Regions from separate parts of the Homo sapiens genome. Here region 2 is linked to region 1. The links are chromatin loops, found by intact Hi-C in ENCODE. Cell type or tissue: heart left ventricle. All regions are shown on one strand. Each heading gives the region's core, and the rest is flanking DNA. Links, peaks and the distances in the headings are about the cores only.

Region 1 (10,667 bases), core at 1,107-9,106:
GCAAGTTCCTACACAATGAGTGAACACCAATGACAAAGAGAAGATTTAAAAAGCTTTTACACTGGCAACCAAAATGGAATTTATATAAAAATGTGACAATTTGAACAAAGTTAACTTCACAACGGTAATACCAGAAGTGAGAAGATATTGCTATGATTACTTCAAAATTTTGAGGAGAAAATGATTTTCAGCTTGGAATTCTAATCTCAGCCAAATCGTCAGTTAAGTGTAGATAAAATATTTTCTGACACATAAGCTTTTTTAAAAAGACAAACAAAAAAACTTTCCAGATATTTTTTCTCAGGAAGTTAGTGGCAGACTTGCTATATCAAAACTAGGGCATAAAGAAACAAAAAAGAAAGACATTTAATTCAGGAAATGAAGTGAAGTGATCCACAGAAGATAGCATCAGGCAAACAGAAGTCACTTAGTCCAGGTTAAAGCAGTCACAGGGATCTAGAAGATATTTCTTCAAACAGAAGAAACTATTAAAATATCTAATGTATGTAACTATTTTGAGAGAATATTTAAACAAATTGGAGGAGAGTTTCAGGCTGAATTAGCAACTACTACATTAAAAACTAAGGAAGCAAAACTATGACAAGTATTAAAGAACATACTGTGTTCCATGGTTTAGTTATAAATAATATTTCATAATCAATATTATATAAACACTAATACTGATCTACTCCCAAATTAACACACATCTATCTTCAAAGGATAGGAGGATTAGGAGTGTTTCTATGTGGTGGTGGGAGCAGTGATGGAAGTGGTAATGAAGGGTGAAAGATAGCTATTTCGTAAAGGAAGTAGTTTTCTGTTGTTGCATATGAAATTACCACACACCTGCCATTTTTGCATAACTTACCAAATTTCTCAACAAAAATACCATGACACCTATTTATTATTGTGTAGTTTCTGTCAGAAGTTAGAAACTAAGCTGGGACCTCTGCTCAGAGTCTCGCAAAGCTGCAATCAAGATATTCACTGTGATGCATTCTTATCTAAAGAATGAGAATGGAAGGATCCACTTCTAAGATCCCTCAAGTTGTTGACAGAATTCATGTTCTTGCAGCTACAGAATTCAAGACAACTTGATTTTTCAAATCCAGCATGCATGCACATAATACACACACACACACACACACACACACACGAAGAGAGAGAGAGAGAGAAGTGCTCCAGTCACTTGCTTCTAGACTTTCCTTTAAAAGGCCTTTCTGATTAGGCCAGGCCCACCTAGGACAATCTTCCTTTTGGATAACAAGGATCACTCAATAGGAGCGTTAATTACATCTGCAAAATCCCCTCACTTTTGCCATATAATGTAACAAACTCAAGGAGTGATGTTCCATAAACCTTGCCATATTCTGTTGGTTAGAAGCAAGTTCCACATCCCTCCCAACTCAAAAGGAAAGGGGACACACAAGGGTGTGGATGCTAGGGGTCAGGAATCATGAGTGCCATATAGGAATTCTGCTTCCCACAGTAAGTAATCGCTAAAACTATAAAATCAAAAAGCAATATAATTGTGTGGGTGTTTTAATATGGAGGCAATATCTAAAGAATCGGCTAAAATGTATGAAAGTAATTGTCACTATAGAGAAGTATGTAGAGCAAGGTTAATTAATTTTGTAATTATTTGGCTCTTTATGTGCAGGCATATGTTGTTTCATTTTAATTGGATTTTATTTTTATCAAATGATTGTAATGTGGTAATTGTATAGAAGATGCTTAAAATTTTCTCGAATAATAAAAAGGAATGAGAGCAAAAAAAAAAAAAAAAACCAAAAAAAAACAATGGGCTGGAAAGCAATTCCTTAGAAAAGATATGGGAGTTTTTGTTGACTGTGAGCTCCAAATAAGTCAATGATGAAATATTTTTGCTATTAAAAAATTAGACACAATCTCAGGCTTCCATTCATAGAAATATGAATAAATGGGAAAAATAATTGTCCTACATTATCCTTCACTGAAAATTCCATATTCGAAATTGTGTTCATTTCTAGGTGCCTAATTTAATTCTATTTTTCTATTACTGTAACATTGATGGTTTATTTTTCTTATGGAATCAATACATAGTCTCCATAAAAAACTTTAGAAAATAGTAAAAAAGGGAAAATATGCAAAGTTGATACTTGAAAACAAATATCACAAACATTTTGGTGCTGAACTTTTAAGCTTTTTTCTCCATATAGATATATGTATATTGTATATATATACTATATACATAGTTTGGATGCTGCTTTTTTAACTTAATAGCATATTTTATACTTCTATTTCTAGCCAAGATTAAAAAACATGGACCAAAGAAACCCTCATTTTTAAAACAACTAAAAACCAGCCAACATATATGAGACAACAGTTGGGATATTGGTATCAGTCAAGAAGAGACAGTGATCCATGAGAGATAGGAAACAAACATGCGAGCCCTGTGATTTACTGTCTTACTGGGTGGAGAGAAGTTCAAAGCCACAGAACAAGGAAGACGAACTCAGGCAGAACCTGGTGATTCTTTGAATGGAACTGAGGGTTCCAAGAATCAGAGAAGCCCAGGCAGCTGGGATTTTGGGGGCAGCATTTTAGAGAAGAGTTCTTGAGAAAAGAGAACTACATATAAAGAGAACTCTTGTGATTTTCAGAGGGAGTGCCCCTACAATATTCAGCTGAACTCAAAACTGTGAGCCACAGAAAGTTCTAGGACAAGATGGCTTTGTTTATAATGCTGTCAAACATTTAAGGAAAAAAGAATAATATAAACTCACTAAAATTTTTCTATTGCATAAAAAAATAGATACATGCCAATTTATATTAAGGGCCAGCATTATCATAATAAGAAAATAAAACTACAAACAAATTATGTCATAAACACAGATACAAATTTAACTTTGCAAACTTAAATCATGTTCAGAAAATATTGTATTCATTTATTTTTTTTAATTTCTAATAATTTCAACTTTTATTTTAGATTCAGGGAGTACACGGGTAGGTTTGTTATACAAATTATCCCATCATTCAGGTAATGAACATAGTACCCAATAGGTTGTTTTTTAGCCCTTACCCTCTTTGCCCACCCCCCAGTAGTTCTCAGTGTCTATTTTTCTCGTCTTTATGTCTATAGGTACCTAATGTCTAGTTGCCATTTATAAGTGATAACGTGGTGTTTGGTTTTCTGTTCCTATGTTAATTCGCATAGGATGATGGCCTCCAGCTGCATTCACATTGTGGCTGCAAAGGACATGATTTTGTGCTTTTTTAAGGCTGTGTAGTATTTCATGGTGTATAATTATCACGTTTTCTTTATTCAATCCCCCATTGATGGGCATCTGGGCTGATTTTCTGTCTTTGCTATTGTGAATAGTGCTGTGATGAATATGTGAATGCATGTGTATTTTGTAGAAAGATTTATTTTCTTTTGGGTATACCCAGTAATAGGACTGCTGGGTTGAATAATATTTCTGGTTTTAGTTCTTTAATAAATCTCTAAACTGCTCTGCACAGTGGCTGAACTTTACATTCCAGCCAACAGTATACTCCCACCAACAGTATACAAGCATTTCCTTTTCTCCGCAGCATTGCCAGCAACTCTTATTTACATTCCCACCAACAGTATATAAGCATTCTCTTTTTGTCATATTCTTGTCAGCACCTGTCATTTTTTGGTTTTTTTTTTTTTAATAATAGTCATTCTGACTGGTGTGAGACGGTATTTCACTGTGGTTTTGAACCGCATTTCTGATGATTAGTGATGTTGAGCATTTTTTCATGTTTGTTGATTACTTGTATGTCATCTTTGAAGAAGTGTTTATTAATGTCCTGTGCTCACTTTTTAATGGGGTCATTTTTTTTTAAGTATTGAATTAAGTTCCTTGTAGATTCTGGATATGAGACCTTTGTCAGATACAAAGTTTGCAAAGATTTTCTCTCATTCTTTGGGTTGTCTGTTTACTCTGTTGATAGTTTCTTTTGCTGTGCAGAATCTCTTTAGTTTAATTAGGTCCCACTTACTAATTTTTGGTTTTGTTGCTATTTTTTTGAGGACTTAGTCATAATTTTTTTGCCAAGGTCAATGTTCAGAAGGGTATTTCCTAGTTTTTTTTCTAGAACTTTTACAATTTGAGGTCTTTTCTTTAATTATTTAATCCATCTTGAGTTGATATTTGTACACAGTGAAAAGTAGGGGCCTGGTTTCATTCTTCTACATATGGCTTGCCAGTTATTCCAGTACTGTTTATTAAACAGAAAGTGTTTTCTCCTTTGCTTATTTTTGTTGACTTTGTTGAAGACCAGATTGGTTTCAGCTTACTTCTGGGTTCTCTATTCTGTTCCACTGGTCTATGTGTCTGTTTTTGTACCAGTACCATACTGTTTCGGTTATTATAGCCTTATAGTATAGTTTGAAGCCAGGTAATGTGATGTCTCCAGCTTTGTTCTTCTTATTTAGGATTCCTTTAGCTCTTGGACTCTTTTTTAGTTTTATCAAAAAGCATTTTGAAAGATAATACATCTTGACCAAGGCAATTAGCCAAGGAATACAAATGGTGTTTAACATTAAAAATAAATCAAAGTAATTTATCCTATTAATATTTTTTTAAAAAGGAAACCATATGGTATCTCAAGAGATATAGAAAAAAAATCTATGAACATTATCCAACATTCATTCTTGATAAAAGCACTCAGCAGACTAAGACTTAGAGATACTTGTTTTTGAACCAAATAAAGTACACCTATGAAAAACTACAGCTAAAATCATAATTAATAGTGAAAAATTAAATATTCTTCCCTGAAGATTAGAAACAAGATAAATATTTCTGCTTTCACCATTTCTATTCAACAGGATTAAGGTAGCTCCAGTTAGTGCAATACAGAAAATAAATAAATAAATAAATAAATAAATAAATAAATGGCATTCACGTTTGGAAAGAGGAGGTAAAACTATTTTTAAAAAGTTTTTTTCATGACCCTATTGTCAGTGTAGAAAGTCCTATTGAATTCACCATAAAAATCCTCAAAAAACCTACTATAAGTAATAAATGAATTTATTCAGGTTGTAGAATTCAGATCAATATACTAAAAATCAACATCTGTACACTTGTATATCTAAAGTAAGAAGACCTAAATTCACAAATCAGATGATGGGATATTGTTAAAATGTCCATTTTCCCCAAATTAATCTGTAGAGTCAATATAATCCCATTCAAAATCCCAGCAGGTATTTTGTTTTAAAAATTGACAAGCTTTTTCTAAAATTTATATGGAAATTTAAAGGACTCAGAGAAACCAAAACAAATTTGAAAAAGAAGCACAAAGTTGGAGGACTTCAAGCTTTTAGAATCTACAGCAGTCAAGCCAGGGCCAAGGTTAGATGAGGCAGGCAAGCTGCCTATGGCACAACATTTGAAGGAGGGTTCATCCATATGCTGGCACCTGCTCAAACCTGAGAGTGAATACCTCCTTAAATGTTGTGCCCTGGGCAGCCTATTGCCTCACTTTAATCTTGGCCCTCATCAAGTAGGTGTTGTATTGGCATCAAATCAACAACTAGGTAAAGGCCATGCAGTCATTGCATTGAAATACACAAATAGATTAATGGAACAGAAGAATGAGTTCAGTAATAATCCCACACACATTTGGTAAATTGATTCTCAGCAGAGGTGAAAAGGCAATTTAATGTAGAGTAGACATGTCTTCAAAAACAATATAAATACGATCAAAAAGCACATGAGAAGATACTCATCATTATTAACCTTCAGGGAAATGCAAGTTAACAAGGAGATCCTACTTCACACACACTAGGATGACTATAATCAAAGAGATGGATATAACAAGCATTGGTGAGGAAGTGAAAAAATTGGAACTATCATACATAGCTGTTAGAAATATCAAGTGGTGCAGCCAATGTGGAGAACATTTGGGCAGTTCTCAATAATTTCAACATGAACATTTTCAGAATAAGCAAATCTACAGAGACAGAAAGTAGATGGAAAGTTGTCTGTGTCTCAGGGTAAGAGGGTTTGGGGGAAAATCTGGAGTGACAGCTAATGGGTATATGGTATTTTGGGGAGGGAGCATACAAATGTTACAAAATAATTGTAGATATATGAGTTTGTTAGGGCTGCTGTAAAAATGTACCACATACTGGATGGCTTAAACAACAGAAAATTATTGTCTGATAATTCTGAAGGCCAGAACTCTTAGATCAATGTGTCAGTAGGGCTAGATCCTTCTGAAGTTCTCTGATGGAAAAATCTGTTCTAGGCCTCCATCCTTGGCTTGTTGAGGTCCATTTTTTCCCTTGGTCCCTTCATATCTTCTTCCATCTATGAATTTATCTGTGTTCAAATTTTCCCTTTTTGTAAGAACACCAGTTATATTGGATTAGGGCCCACTCTAATTACCTCACTTTAACTTGATTATCTTTGTAAAGACTATTTCCAAATAAGGGCACATTTGAGATACTGGAGGTTAAGAGTTCACCATTTGAATTTTGGAAGAAACAATTCGATCCCTAATAGTAGTGATGGTTGCACAGCTTTGATTATTTTAAAAACCATTGAAACATACACTTTATTTTTTTTAATTTTAATTTTATTTTAAGTTCCAGGTTACATGTGCAGGATGTGCAGGCTTGCTACATAGGTAAACAAGTGCCATGGTTTCCTGCACCTATCAACCTATCACCTAGGTATTAATCCCAGCATGCATTAGCTATTTATCCTGATGCTCTCCATCCCCCCACCCTACCACCCTACAGGCCCCAGTGTGTGTTGTTCCCTCCATGTGTCCATGTGTTCTCATTAAAACCATATATTTTAAATTGGTGAATTATATGGTACGTAACTCATATCTCAATACAGTTGTTATGTAAATAATAAAAATATAAAACAATTGTTAAAAAAATCTATCAGATAACTAATTCTTAAAAAGGCAAAAGTTTGGGGTGTGGGCACAGCTTCAGCAGAATTAAACGTTCCTGCCTGCCAGCTCTGAAGAGAGCAGCAGATCTAGCAGATCTCCCAGCACAGTGCTCAACCTCTGCTAAGGGACAGACTGCCTCCTCAAGTGGGTCCCTGACCCCCGTGCCTCCTGACAAGGAGACACCTCCCAGCAGAGGTCGACAGACACCTTATACAAAACAGCTCCAGCTGGCATCTGGCAGGTCCCCCTCTGGGACGAAGCTTCCAGAGGAAGGAGCAGGCAGCAATCTTTGCTATTCTGTAGCCTCCACTGGCGATATGCAGACAAACAGAGTCTGGGGTGGATCCCCAGCAAACTCCAGCAGACCTGCAGAAGAGAAGCCTGACAGTCAGAAGGAAAACTAACAAACAGGAAGGAATAGTATCAACATCAACAAAAAGGATGTCCACACAAAACCTCACCCAAAGGTCACCAACATCAAAGACCAAAGGTAGCTAAATCCACGGAGGTGAGGAAAAACCAGCGCAATAAGGCTGAAAATTCCAAAAACCAGAATGCCTCTTCTCCTCCAGAAGATCACAACTCCTCACCAACAAGGGAACAAAACAGGACAGAGAATGAGTTTGATGAATTGACAGAAGTAGGCTTCAGAAGGTGGGTGATAACAAACTCCACTGAGCTAAAGGAGCATGTTCTAACCCAATGCAAGGAAGCTAAGAACCTTGATAAAAGGTTAGAGGAATTGCTACCTAGAATTACCAGTTTAGAGAAGAACATAAATGACCTGATGGAGCTGAAAAACACAGCACAAGAACTTCGTGAAGCATACACAAGTATCCATAGCCGAATCAATCAAGCGGAAGAAAGGATATCAGAGTTTGAAGCTCAACTTAATCAAATAAAGCATGAAGACAAGATTAGAGCAAAAAAACATAAAAAGGAACGAACAAAGCCTCCAAGAAATATGAGACTACATGAAAAGAACAAACATATGTTTGATTGCTGTACCTGAAAGTGATGGGGAGAAAGGAACCAAGTTGGAAAACACACTTCAGGATATTATCCATGAGATCTTCCCCAACCTAGAAAGACAGGCCAACGTTCAAAGTCAGGAAATACAAAGAACACCACAAAGATATTCCTTTAGAAGAGCAACCCCAAGAGACATAATCATCAGATTCACCAAGGTGGAAATGAAGGAAAATTGTTATGGGCAGCCAGAGAGAAAGATCAGGTTAACCACAAAGGGAAGCCCATCAGACTAACAGCGGATCTCTCTCCAGAAACCCTACAAGCCAGAAGAGAGTGGGGGCCAATATTCAAAATCCTTGAAGAAAAGAATTTTCAACCCAGAATTTCATATTCAGCCAAACTAAGCTTCATAAGTGAAGAAGAAATACAAACAAGGAAATGCTGAGGGATTTTGGTACCACCAGACCTGCCTTACAAGAGCTCCTGAAGGAAGCACTAAATATGGAAAGGAAAAACCATTACCAGCCACTGCAAAAACAAACCAAAATGTAAATACCATCAACACTATGAAGAAACTGCATCAACTAATGGGCAAAATAACCAGATAGCATCATAATAACAGGAACAAATTGACACGTAACAATATTAACCTTAAATGTAAATGAGCTAAATGAGTTAAAAGGCACAGACTGGAAAATTGGATAGAGTCAAGACCCGTCAGTGTGCTGTATTCGGGAGACCCATCTCACCTGCAAAGACACACATAGGCTCAAAATAAAAGATGGAGGAAGATTTACCAAGCAAATGGAAGGCAAAAAAAATCAGGGGTTGCAATCCCAGTCACTGATAAAACAGATTTTAAACCAACAAAGATCACAAGAGACAAAGATGTGCAATACGTAATGGTAAAGGGATTGATGCAACAAGAAGAGCTAACTATCCTAAATATATATGCACCCAATAGAGGAGCACCCAGATTCAGAAAGCAAGTTCTTAGAGACTTACAAAGAGACTTAGACCCCCACACAATAACAGGAGGAGATTTTAACACATCACTGTCAATATTAGACAGATCAATGAGACAGAAAATTAACAAGGATATTCAGGATTTGAACTCAGCTCTGGACCAAGTGGACCTAGTAGACATCTACAGAACTCTCCACCCCAAATCAACAGAATATACATTCTTCTCAGTACTGCACTGCACTTGTTCTAAAATTGAACACATAATTGGATATAAAACACTCCTCAGCAAATGCAAAAGAATGGAAATCATAACAGTTTCTCAGACTACAGAGCAATCAAATTAGAACTCAGGATTAAGAAACTCACTCAAAACTGCACAACTACATGGAAGCTGAACAACCTGCTCCTGAATGACTACTGGGTAAATAACGAAATTAAGGCAGAAATAAATAAGTTCTTTGAAACCAATGAGAACAAAGACACAATGTACCAGAATCCCTGGGACACAGCTAAAGCAGTGTTTAGAGGGAAATTAATAGCACCAAATGCCCACAGGAGAAAGCGAGAAAGATCTAAAATCAACACCCTAACAATTAAAAGAACTAGAGAAGCAAGAACAAACAAATTCAAAAGCTAACAGAAGACAGGAAATGACTAAGATCAGAGCAGAACTGATGGAAATAGAGTCATGAAAAACCCTTCAAAAAAATCAATGAATACACGAGGTGGTTTTTTGAAAAGATTAACAAAATAGATAGACCCCTATCCAGACTAATAAAGAAAAGAGAGAAGAATCAAATAGATGCAATAAAAAATGATAAAGGGGATATCACCACTGATCCCACAGCAATACAAACTATCATCAGTGAATAGTATAAACACCTCTACACAAATAAACTAGAAAATCTACAAGAAATGGATAAATTTCTGGACACATACACCCTCCCGAGACTAAACCAGGAAGAAGTCAAATCCCTGAATAGACCAATAACAAGTTCTGAAATTGAGGCAGTAAGTAATAGCCTATCAACCAAAAAAAAAAAGCCCAGGATGTGACAGACTCACAGCCGAATTCTACCACAGGTACAAAGAGGAGCTGGTACCATTCCTTCTGAAACTATTCCAAACAATAGAAAAAGAGGGACTCCTCCCTAACTCATTTTATGAGGCCAGCATCATCTTGATACAAAAACCTGGCAGAGACACACACACAAAAAAATTTCAGGCCAATATCCCTGATGAACATTGATGTGAAAATCCTCAATATAATACTGGCAAAGTGAATCCAGCAGCACATCAAAAAGCTTATTCACCACGATCAAGTGGGCTTCATCCCTGGGATGCAAGGCTGGTTCAACATACGCAAATCAGTAAACATAATCCATCACATAAACAGAACCAATGACAAAAACAACATGATTATCTCAATAGAGGTAGCAAAGGCCAAAGGCCTTCAATAAAATTCAACACCCTTTCATGCTAAAAACACTCAATCAACTAGGTATTGAAGGAACATATCTCAAAATAACAAGAGCTATTTATGACAAACCCACAGCCAATATCATACTGAATGGCCAAAAGCTGGAAGCATTCCCTTTGAAAACTGGCACAAGACAAGGATGCCCTCTCTCACCACTCCTATTCAACATAGTATTGGAAGGGCTGGCCAGGGCAATCAGGCAAGAGAAAGAAATAAAGGTATTCAAATAGGAAGGGAGGAAGTCAAATTGTCCCCGTTTGCAGATGACATGATTGTATATTTAGAAAATCCCATCTTCTCATACCAAAAACTACTTAAGCTGATAAGCAAC
Region 2 (10,667 bases), core at 776-8,775, 51 kb after region 1:
AAAATGCAGTTTGCTTTCCTATTAATATAACCAAGTTTCATGGCTTTGAGACCTCTGATCTGCTTGGATTACATTATAGCTGTCATCTGCAATCTGTATTTCTTAATAATAGAATTTGCTCACTTCCTTAAGTTAAATTGTTTTGGGGGAAACATTTAAGAAGCAATGCCTTCACTTGGGAAGCATAAGGTTTAAGTCACACAAACTGAAGGTAATTATTTTGCTAAGTTAATTAGGAATGTTTATGTATTTGATAAAATACAAATACAATTAGAAGACAAATAGATTACAGCATGAGGCTTAAGGACCATGGACTGATGTCAAAGTATATAGGACATCATTATTTAGATATCTGTAAGGTACCTTAATCCCAATATGTACAAAACTGGACCCAGCATCTTCCTTCACTCTCAACCCTGTTTGGTTCATTTTGAAAAAAAAAAATGAGGAACATAGAGAATAAGAAACCAGAGTCATCCTAAACAAGTCTTCTTCCCTTCCCATCTTTCCATATGTAATTCATCACCAATGTCTGTTCATAAAAAATTCAGACACATCTCTCCACTCTGTTCTCCTATCTACACCTCCATCCTCACTACCACCTGAAACAGGTTACAAGTACCCCTAGGACTGGACTGCTGTAAATGGCTCATAAGTGATCGACCCACTGTCATCCATCCTTATCCCTGCTCATGCATTTGCCCCACTACACCTAGAAAAATCTTTGCAATCTTTTCCACACAAATCTGATTGTGTTACTCCTGTCCTTTTCTGATTCCCTATCCTCCCTCAGCTTTGAAATCCTTTAATTTTCCTCCTAACATCTCACAATCTCCTCCCCGTCCCTAGTCCTGGCCTGACCTTGTTTACCATGTTTACCCATGAGCACACCCCAGCTCAGTGTGCTCCTTGGCTTCTTCCCTCAGCATCACCATCACCCAGCCAGGATATTCAGAGGACCGAACCCTCTTTCCTCCCCTTTAGTCCCAATTTACTCCTATTCATCCTACAGACTTCAGATCATTTCCCTTTCCCAATCTTCCTGCATGCATTAATTTTCCTATTATGCTACCTCAGAGTACCATATACTTTAGCACTTAAAACAATTGCAGCTTTACAATTATTGCTTATTAGTTACTGTCTCCCCCAATAAACTGCATTTGTTTGCCATTATATCTTTAGTGCCTTCTACAACTCTAGGTCACTTAAGCATTTAATAAATAAATATTAATTTAATGAATTAATGAATTAAACGGCTTGATTCCCATAGAATATGACACATTTTGAAAATCCCACAACAATTAGGGCATACCTAAATCTTGTATGTTTCAGTAAATGCTATTGAAAAAATATCATATTGACAGGCAACTCCTACCTGGATTACGGTAACCTGTCACTTCTTGTCTAATAGGAAACTGTGGTTCTGGGGAGGAGAAAAAAAACACATAATTATAAAACATGATATAATGCCAAATGGGTTACAATCCAAAAGGCTCTGAGCTTAATATAATACCTAAATTCCAGTGTCAGCCAAACTAATTTCCAAGCATATATCTTATAGTTGAAACAAAATGCTTAACACTTGACCCTAAGTATGTATAAAATCTGTGATGGTTAATATTCAGTGTCAACTTGATTAGATTGAAGGATGAAAAGAACTGTTCCTGGGTGTGTCTGTGACGGTGTTGCCAAAGGAGATTAACATTTGTGTCAGTGGACTGGGAGAGGCACACTCACCCTCAGTATGGGTGGGCACCATCTAATCAGCTGCCAGTGCAGCCAGAATAAAGGAGACAGGAGAAGATGGAAGAACAGACTTGCCGAGTCGTCCGGCCTTCATCTTTCTCCTGTGCTGGATACCTCCTGCCCTCGAACATCAGACTCCAAGTTCTCCAGCTTTTGGACTCTTGGACTTACACCAGCTGCTTGCCAGGGGCTCTCAGGCCTTTCACCAGAGACTTAAAGGCTGCACTGTCGGCTTCCTGGCTTTTGAGATTTGGGGACTTGGACTGATCCACCACTGGGCTTCCTTGCTCCTCAACATGCAGATGGCCTATCGTGGGCATTTACCTTGTGATTGTCTGAGTCAATTCTCCTTAATAAACTCCATTTCATATATACATATATTCTATTAGGTCTGTCCTTCTAGAGAACCATAATACAAAATCCTTCTAGAGAAAAACGTCTCCTTGAGGGTCAATGGCATACTTTTCTAACTAAATTTGTCTTTTATAGATGCCAAACTCTTATTGGAACATAAACTTTGAGACTATTTTTAGAAATAAAGATTTTTAAACATCCATATTCTAGGACTTTGGAGGTTTTCCATTTTGTCAGCCATTTTTAGACTCTTTAGCACTCAATGCTATGCCTGTGTTCCTGGAGTAGTAGTATAGGAATCACAGATCCTGAGTTTTTGTTTTTATTTCCTCTACTGGTCTATCTATTTATATAACATGCATAATTTGGTAGAAGTTATTTTCATATGTCCACACTTCAGTTGCCTCATCAATAACATGGAGATAAAATGTCTATTTAATCCTTAATAGGAGGATCAAATTAAATGCTGTGTGCAAAATACCTATAAGGTTGTGAGATACACACTGGGTTTCCAATTAATGTTAGTTCTTGTCCTCTTATTTTTCTTTCTCATTTGTTTCATCATTTTGACCACTCAGGGTCTTTTAAAATGTGGAGATCTATACACTAATTTGTATACATTCAATTTCAAACTACGTTTCATCTCATCTCTTCAAAAGATGGATATAAAAATCTCTCCCTAGAGAAGTGAAATGACTCTTTTATTCTGATAAGTGCATTTGTTTATAGAAAGCTGCCAGTGAAGAGCACACATGAAAACAGAAAGACAAGAGGACCTTTAAAAAACGAAGAGGAAGGAACCCATGTAACTCACGTCATTTTCAGATTGAAGTCCTCTGACATGTGGTTTGCCTGAAGGAAATAATAAGTGATACCAAAGAATGTAACATAACCTCTTCTAAACATCTAAGACCTTCTCTCAAGGACCACCTTCGGGTGGAAATCTGAGTCACACACCCTGCTTTTCTGGAAAGAGTGATTTTGAAACCAACAGCTAACTTCCTCCAGTCAGTTAAGGGAGGTGCCCCTTTAACCATGTAATGTATGATAGCAAGAACAGTTGTTTTCTTTTTCTTTCTAGTAGCACAGACTTTTTTTTAAAAACACACTTAAAAATTATTTAAACCTCCTTGCTCAATAACTTTTGCAAATCGCAGTGAGAATTTAAGGGCTCAGACCCATAAATAAGATGTATTTCTTTTGGATGTTTTATCTCAGCCTTTCAAATCACATTTCTATGATTAGTCCTAAAATATTTTAACATTGAAGTATTCTCTATGTTGTTCCCTTTGTAAGCAATCGACCAACCAACCAACCAGACAAAAACTTAGCTTGCAAGTAGAAGTATGGCTTTGAAAACAAATCCAATATAGTGACTGAATAAAACCTCTTTTGGAATATGAATTGAATCACTGACATTTAGCAGAAGCATCCAGCTAAGTCTTAGCCTGAGGTGATAAATAGTGTCTCTCAAAATGAAATTCTCTGGCTTAGGTCCCATTACAAATAAAGATACAACTTTCTGCATATAATGACTTCATTCCAAGGAATTGATACTTGCACAAGGAGATGGTTTTATTATTGCCATGTATTATACTATATCACCCAAAACCATTACTTAGGAGTTAAGAATATAGATTTGGGCTGGGCACGGTGGCTCATGCCTGTAATCCCAGCACTTTGGGAGGCCAAGGAGGGTGGATCTTGTGAGGTCAGGAGTTTGAGACCAGCCTGGTCAACATGGTGAAACCTCATCTATACTAAAAATACAAAAATTAGCCGGGCATGGTGGTGTGCGCCTGTAATCCCAGCTACTCAGGAGGCTGAGGCAGGAGAATCGCTTAAACGTGGGAGGCAGAGGTTGCAGTGAGCTGAGATCACGCCATTGCACTCCAGCCTGGGTGACAGAGGGAGACTTTATCTAAAAAAAAAAAAAAAAGAAAGAATATAGATTCAAAATTCAGTTTTCCTGAGTTGAAACTGGCTCCATCACTTCTTAACTGTGAGATCCTGGATAAGTTATATAACCTCTCTCTGCTTTGATTTCTCTCATTTGCAAAATGTTGATAATAAAGATATCTTGTAAGATTGTTATAAATTTATGTGACAAAGCATACATTTGTATATCAGTTATACATGTTGCCTACAGTTTCATTATAAAGTCTAGAAATATGAGTATTTACCATATAAAGCCAACATATTAAGTAATCAATTTAATGCTTGTACTTGACAAGCTAGAAAGTGGTCACCTGGGGATGCCCACAGGATGGGAACCACCCCATTATGCTAGAGTGCTAGGGGACTAGTTGGACAATAAATTCCCAAACTGCATTGCCTTTTATGGCAGTGTGGAATGGAGTACACACTTAACAGATTTAAACCCCTTCTGTCACTTCTAGGGAATGCTGAAGGTACAAGTTGCTTCAGAATAAATCTGAGACACATTCATCCCAGGCAATGCATCACAGATGCATGAGCAGGGACTCGTGAAAACAAAAGCACTGCCTTTGCTGCAATTTTGCACACCTTATCCATCTATGCATTGTTAATGAGGGACAACCTGTGGAACATACCATGTAGATCATTGAGCAAATTATAATGAAAACCAAAGTTACTATGTAAACTGCCTAACTTTTCAGATCTCTGGATGCCCAGCATTATGTAAATGGTAGGCATGTTAGTACTAAAGGTAATTTATTGTGCTCTTGCCCATCCTCAACAGTAATCCAAGGGATTTTCCCTTGACTACACATTTAGAAAAAGGCAGGTATTGTGAAGAGGGTTCTTCTCCTAGGCTTATTCCAAAAGTATAATAGGTGGAGTAGATAATAAGCTACTAAAAAGGTGAGACTGGGAAAGTACTTCATTTCTGTGAGTTTACATGGAGGGATCTTAAAGTCTTCAATTATCATGTAAATGTGTTAATTTCCAAGGCAAGAACCAGTTGAAAGTCAAGTAATTTTCATGGTGAGGAGAAAGTAGAGCTTCAGATTACGGGACACAGCCCCAAGAAGGTCAGACTAAGATCTTTTTAAAATTTTGTCCAAAATAAAATTCTGGTAAATTTTGTCCAAAATAAAATTCTGGTAAAAGCAGAATTTGCATCAATATCAATTTGCAAAAGTCTTTGCTGTTTCCGTTACCACTTTCTGCTTCTGGAGATATTTGGTATCTTCTATCATGTGCCAGGGATCATGATAGGTGAACAGTTGTCAGATTTACCAAGTAAAAATATAGGATGCCTAGTTAAATTTGAATTTCTCATAAACAATGAGTCATTGTTTAGTATAAGTATGTCCTATGCAATACTTGGAACATATATGTAGGAAATTATTTATTTTTCATCATTAAAATTATATTTATATGAATTTATTTAGTTTTTCATCAGTAATCTAAAATTTAAATAGAGTTGCCAGATGAATAACAGTGCACTCAGTTAAGTTAGAACTTCAAATAAACAATGAATAATTGCTTAGTGTAAGGATGTCCCATGCAATAGTTGGGACAAACTTACATGAAATAAATTATTTGTTGTTTCTTTTGTCATTATTCTGAAATTCAAATTTAATTAGCTCTACCATTGTGCATCTGGCAACTCCATGCTAAATTCAAGTTAAGTGGCTACTAAGCAATCACCTTTGAATTCTAACACAAGTTTCCTTCATTTCAGAGTCTGCACTGGTAGGACTGCAGGTTCAGACTTTTCTGCAAGGTGTGCAAGGGGCACTAAAATGGAAGAAGAATGAGTCTCAGGACAAAATCTACCTACTTCACTATTTTAATTAGCGCTCTGGTCATGCACTCCAAGCTTTCTCCTTCTTTTAATTCAACATTACTTTTTGCTTTACTTAATCCGCAAGTTTGCTTAAATAGTAAATAAAGAGCAAATGCTTCTACTCTTATAAACCCAAAAATATCAAGCCGATTTTCTTCACACAAAACTTAGAGTGCACACTCTGAAAATAATCTGATAAATGGACAAAATATTTAAATTATAATGATCAGGAAAATCAGGGATGAAGTGTCACTTGACCCACAGCTCCAATTCCTTTGTAAGCACACAATAAAGTATGTTATTTCACATGGCTATGTGGTATTATTTTTCTTATGTTAATGTTGCTCACTAGGATTACATAATTTCTCATTTGTGTTTAGTGGTTTGTGTCTTCCACTCATCAGTACCAGAACCCCTAAATTAGATTAAAATATTCTCTATAGAGAGAGTTTTACAAACTACCTGAGAATCCTCATAACAACAAAAAAACCTTCAATTTCAATTCATTTCAAAAATATTTTAATTAGCTACCATAAACTAATTCAGATAATAGACATAGACCACTGAAGTTAAGGGAACTCTAAACCAGAGCCTCGTGTAATGACCCCTCTTTTTGCATAATAAACCCAAAGTACACATTCGGAGGTTTTTGCTTGTTTTTCCCTGAATGGAGATTTTTTTGTACATATCCATCTTTGTTACTTGACATATTTTTAAGCTACTACAACTTCAAATATGCAGCAAAAGCACTCTCATAACAAATGACCTACGTTGGTGAGGATGTTAAATCTGAGCCGCTGCAAGAAATACTGTCATACTAACTGACACACTCTATCTTTAGTAAGAAATATATATTTAATTATATAAATTAAATAGAGCAGGTATCAAAGTAACCCCTGAAATAGACACTGATTAATAAATAGTTTTTATAAAAATAGTGTTCATACCTTATACCATTGTTCTCAGTATTAATATATAAAAGGAACTACCAAAAACTTTGAGGTTTTTGCTGTGGTTTTTTTTTTTTTTTTTTTTTGCAAGTGCAGATTGACTCATTAACAGGCCGAGAAAACCATTTAAAATGGAAAATATGAGTATGCATTGCACATACAATGGTTAAATATTATTTTATGCTCTTTAAACCTGTGGGTCAGAGTCCCCATATTTGACAGCAATTGTACTAGAGTGCTTGGCAAAAAACCCAGAGTACTCTTGCATAAATGTCCTCTTACAATGTTATTTAAAGGGAAATTATAGCCCTATGTCTTAGTCAGCTTGGGCTGCTATAAGAAAGTACCACAGGCTAGGTGGCTTATAAGCAATGGAAAGCATCTCAAGGTCTTTAAGGAGGGTCTTTAAAAGGAGGGTCTCTAAAAGGTCTTATAATGATGACTGTCTCAATCTCACAGACCATGAGATCTTTTTAAAGATGAAATTCATTCTCCTAATACTAATATCATACCCATTTCTAGAACTGCAGAATTACCAGATTTTGTTACTATTCACTATCTGCCTCTAGGCTATCTTCCAACCCAAGCCTCTCTGCAGTTTTTAATCTCCTATAAGATGCATTTCTTTCTCAATGTCTTTCTCTCAATATCTCTCACACATGCGCTCTCGCTCTCGCTCTCTCTCTCTCTCTCTCCCTCCCTCCTTGCCTCTCATATTTATGTTATATGAATGCTTAAAGTATAGTGGCTTATGTCATTTGGTTGTTTCAAAGAATCCCTAAGGAGGAAGAGAACGATGGAAAGAACTCAAACTCATCCCATTGAATGCTTACCAAATGCTAAGCACATTTACAGATGTTATCAAGTATAATCCTTATGGTACATTTGTGAAGAAAGATGTAATTGTCTGTCTATTGTGAATGATCATGCTTAGGCCCAGAGTGGTAAACTGGGTTGGAGAGATATTGTCCTCACCACTTTATAGGCAGACCAACTGAAATTTATAAACGAAGGCCACTGGCACAAATCACAAAGAACAGTGGAAGCAGGCCCTGACTTCTAGTTTAGTGCTTGCTCTTTTCCCCTATCCCCCCACTGACTGAATGCTTGTTCATGTACTATTTGTACTTCTTTGGAGAAATGGCTTGAGGGTTCAGCAGACTGAATATATTATGAATATTTTCATCCGACGCAGTGGCTTCCAAGAATGCTTTTGCTGCATATCTGAAGTTATAGCAGCTTTAAAAAAATAAGAGTGATATGTATTGTTTTTCTTCTCTAACAACAGCAATAGTAACAATAATAATAGACTTCTCGTTTGTGGTGTGTGTGTGTGTGTGTGTGTGTGTGTGTGTGCGCGCGCGCGCGTGCATATATGTGGTTTTTTTCTCATTTTGACTAATGCAGGAGGCTGGATAATAAAGCTCTGAGTATTTGAGCTGCTCCTGTAACAACAACAAAAATGGATTCGTCCCATCATTATTCCTAAAGTGCTAAGTTTTGATATTATAAATTATTCCATTCTCCACAATATTCAACTTCTAATTGAGTCTGAAGTGGATGAGACTGACGGATTCTAAGATTTGAGTAAAGGATGCTGCATGCTGCTGTGATGAGGAGAGTAAAAAGCACTTAAAATAAATGATCTGCCTAAGGGATTCACATTTATGATTGATTATTCATCTCTGGAAGGCTTGCTACAAGTAGGAAATTTTCTGCATTAAATCTTATATTCTAGAACATGATCCAAGCATCCTTACATACAACCTGAACATTATAACCTTAAAGAGATTTTAACTCTTCATTTTATGCAGCTCTGCTGCTGCATTTGACACTGTTGATGATCTGTTCTCAAAACTCTTTCTTTTCCAGGTTTCTGACACTTAGTTTTTATAGTACGTCTACTTGCCTTTTTGACAAGTTCTCCTTAATTGAATCTTCTTCCTTCAATCTTCTAACTCTGGTTGTACTGAAGGCCTAGTCCTTGCCCCTCTGCTTGCTTTATTTTCACAATCTTTCTTTGGCAGTTTTCTCACAACTTTTATCTGAATTACTTCTGACAGCAATAGTGAATTAGTGCAGATTTATCCCATCCTGTGTTTAATCTTAAAAATGTTTGTAGACTTTATTTTCTATTTCATAACACTTCACTGTATGAGGGCATAACAATTTGTCTTAATTGCAAAAATTTTAAAACAGTTTTTTCATATCTTGGAATGTGCTCTCAAAAGCTATGTCATTATATCTTATGGCTTTATGTACTGCCTGGCCTCCTGCCTTGGAGCAGAAGTACAATCTGAGAAAAACTGCCTTAAACTATATTTCTCTCCAACCCAGACATACATCCTAAATCTGTGCAAAATGCGGTCTAGTAGGGTTTTATTTAGCAATTCTGACAACCTGAAAATCAACATGTTCCAGACTGACCATCTCCTCTCTGGAAATATCATGATATTCTCTGCAAAATGATTAAAGTTTTCAGTATCATTTTCAACTTCTCCTTTAATTGGGGTATACAATAATTACATCTTTTTATTGTGTTCCGCTTCTCTTCCTTAGTCCTTCATAGTGTAGCATCTTCTATAATACACACAGGAATTTTCACCTTTTTGGAAGTCACAGACTTATTCAATAATCAAAAGCTTATGTATCCATCCCCAGAAGAACTTTATTATGCATACATTGTTTTATGGGGATTCATACTCTCTACCCTATAAAATGATGTGTAGCTAACTTCTTTTCCTCCAACACCTCCTGCAAATTGCTGATCAAATTTATCTTCCTAAAACACTCTTTATCAAGTCATTAGCCCACTCAAAAATTTTTATAACACTCAACTACATAGAGAATAAAATGGAAGAGTGGCATGATGTTTAACATATGTCAGGGTTTATATGGCTCAGCTACTTTATATATATTATTATACTTAATATTCTTAATAAACTTATATGATAATATTATCTTCTTTTATAAAGAAGAAATAGAGAGTTGGGATCCAAGTCCAAGTTTCTCTTACTTCAAAACTTCTGCTTTTTCTCTTACTCCAACTTGCCTTCATTATGCCATTTTGTCTAAAATCCAAACAACTTTCTTCACCTGGCACAAAGGGTTTTTTCCCAAAATTTCTTCCAACTTTGTCTTCCATGCTTCTCTTTTTATAGACTCTATTCTGACTGGAATTATCTTGTTATTCTCCCCTAAAACTTGCCATTCATACACATGCTCTTTTGTTTGTTTTGTCCTCATCTTAAATAGGAAAGAAAACTCAAAGACCTTTGCTCCTCTAATCCAATTCCTTGTTGTTTTCTAGGGTCCAATTAAATCATGATTTCCTCTGTCATAACTTTCCCTATGAACATCTAGTTGGTACTTTTAATCATACACTATATTGTCATTTCCTTTCAGTATTTTTCCTACAATCGTTTTCTATTATTATGTAAAATGACAGTTGTTTGTATTCTCCCATCCCATTAAAATATAGGCAATTGAGGGAGCTATATAATTTAATTTACAAATAGCAGGGTCTGTCTATATTTGTTGAATGAGTGACTGTGTATGTATTCATAAGTGACCCATTTTCCTGGCACTAACCCCAGCCACGATTATTTAATCTTTATTTTCTCTAAGTTGATCCCTTTGTGAATTCTTTATGAAGCAGAATAGCAAAGATTCTTGATTTTTCCTTTAAAATGGTATTAAAGTATTCACTTTAACCACACTGGAAATATATATTGAACTAAAGAGAGTCCTTCATTTAAAAAAGTGGAAACGGAAATTTCACTCAACTCTGGTTCTCAAATAGGCCATTAGGCTTTTCTTCTGTCAATACCGATGTTCCTCAA

Evidence for each region. Hi-C counts contacts between places; a loop is a spot of excess contacts. Peaks named below come from ENCODE experiments on the same cell type or tissue, not always from the same donor. Only the 100,000 strongest peaks of a DNase experiment are listed, where the experiment ranks them.
Region 2: a loop joins it to region 1, with 2.3 times the contacts of the local background. A loop is called at or near these places in 2 of 110 quality-filtered maps.

The regions. Positions count from the first base shown.
Region 1 is chr3:106,220,275-106,230,941 of GRCh38, reverse strand. No RefSeq gene overlaps it. Among named protein-coding and RNA genes, the nearest start is that of CBLB, 360 kb to the right of the region's middle. In heart left ventricle, for the core only: no CTCF peak of the experiment used is centred there; no DNase peak of the experiment used is centred there.
Region 2 is chr3:106,169,257-106,179,923 of GRCh38, reverse strand. LOC105374027 (a long non-coding RNA gene) reads right to left here and starts at 3,077. Exons shown (of 3, transcript XR_924311.3): 1 at 2,915-3,077; 2 at 1,376-1,423. RefSeq lists enhancers at 2,793-2,892, 10,470-10,667. In heart left ventricle, for the core only: no CTCF peak of the experiment used is centred there; no DNase peak of the experiment used is centred there; H3K4me3 peaks cover 270 bases.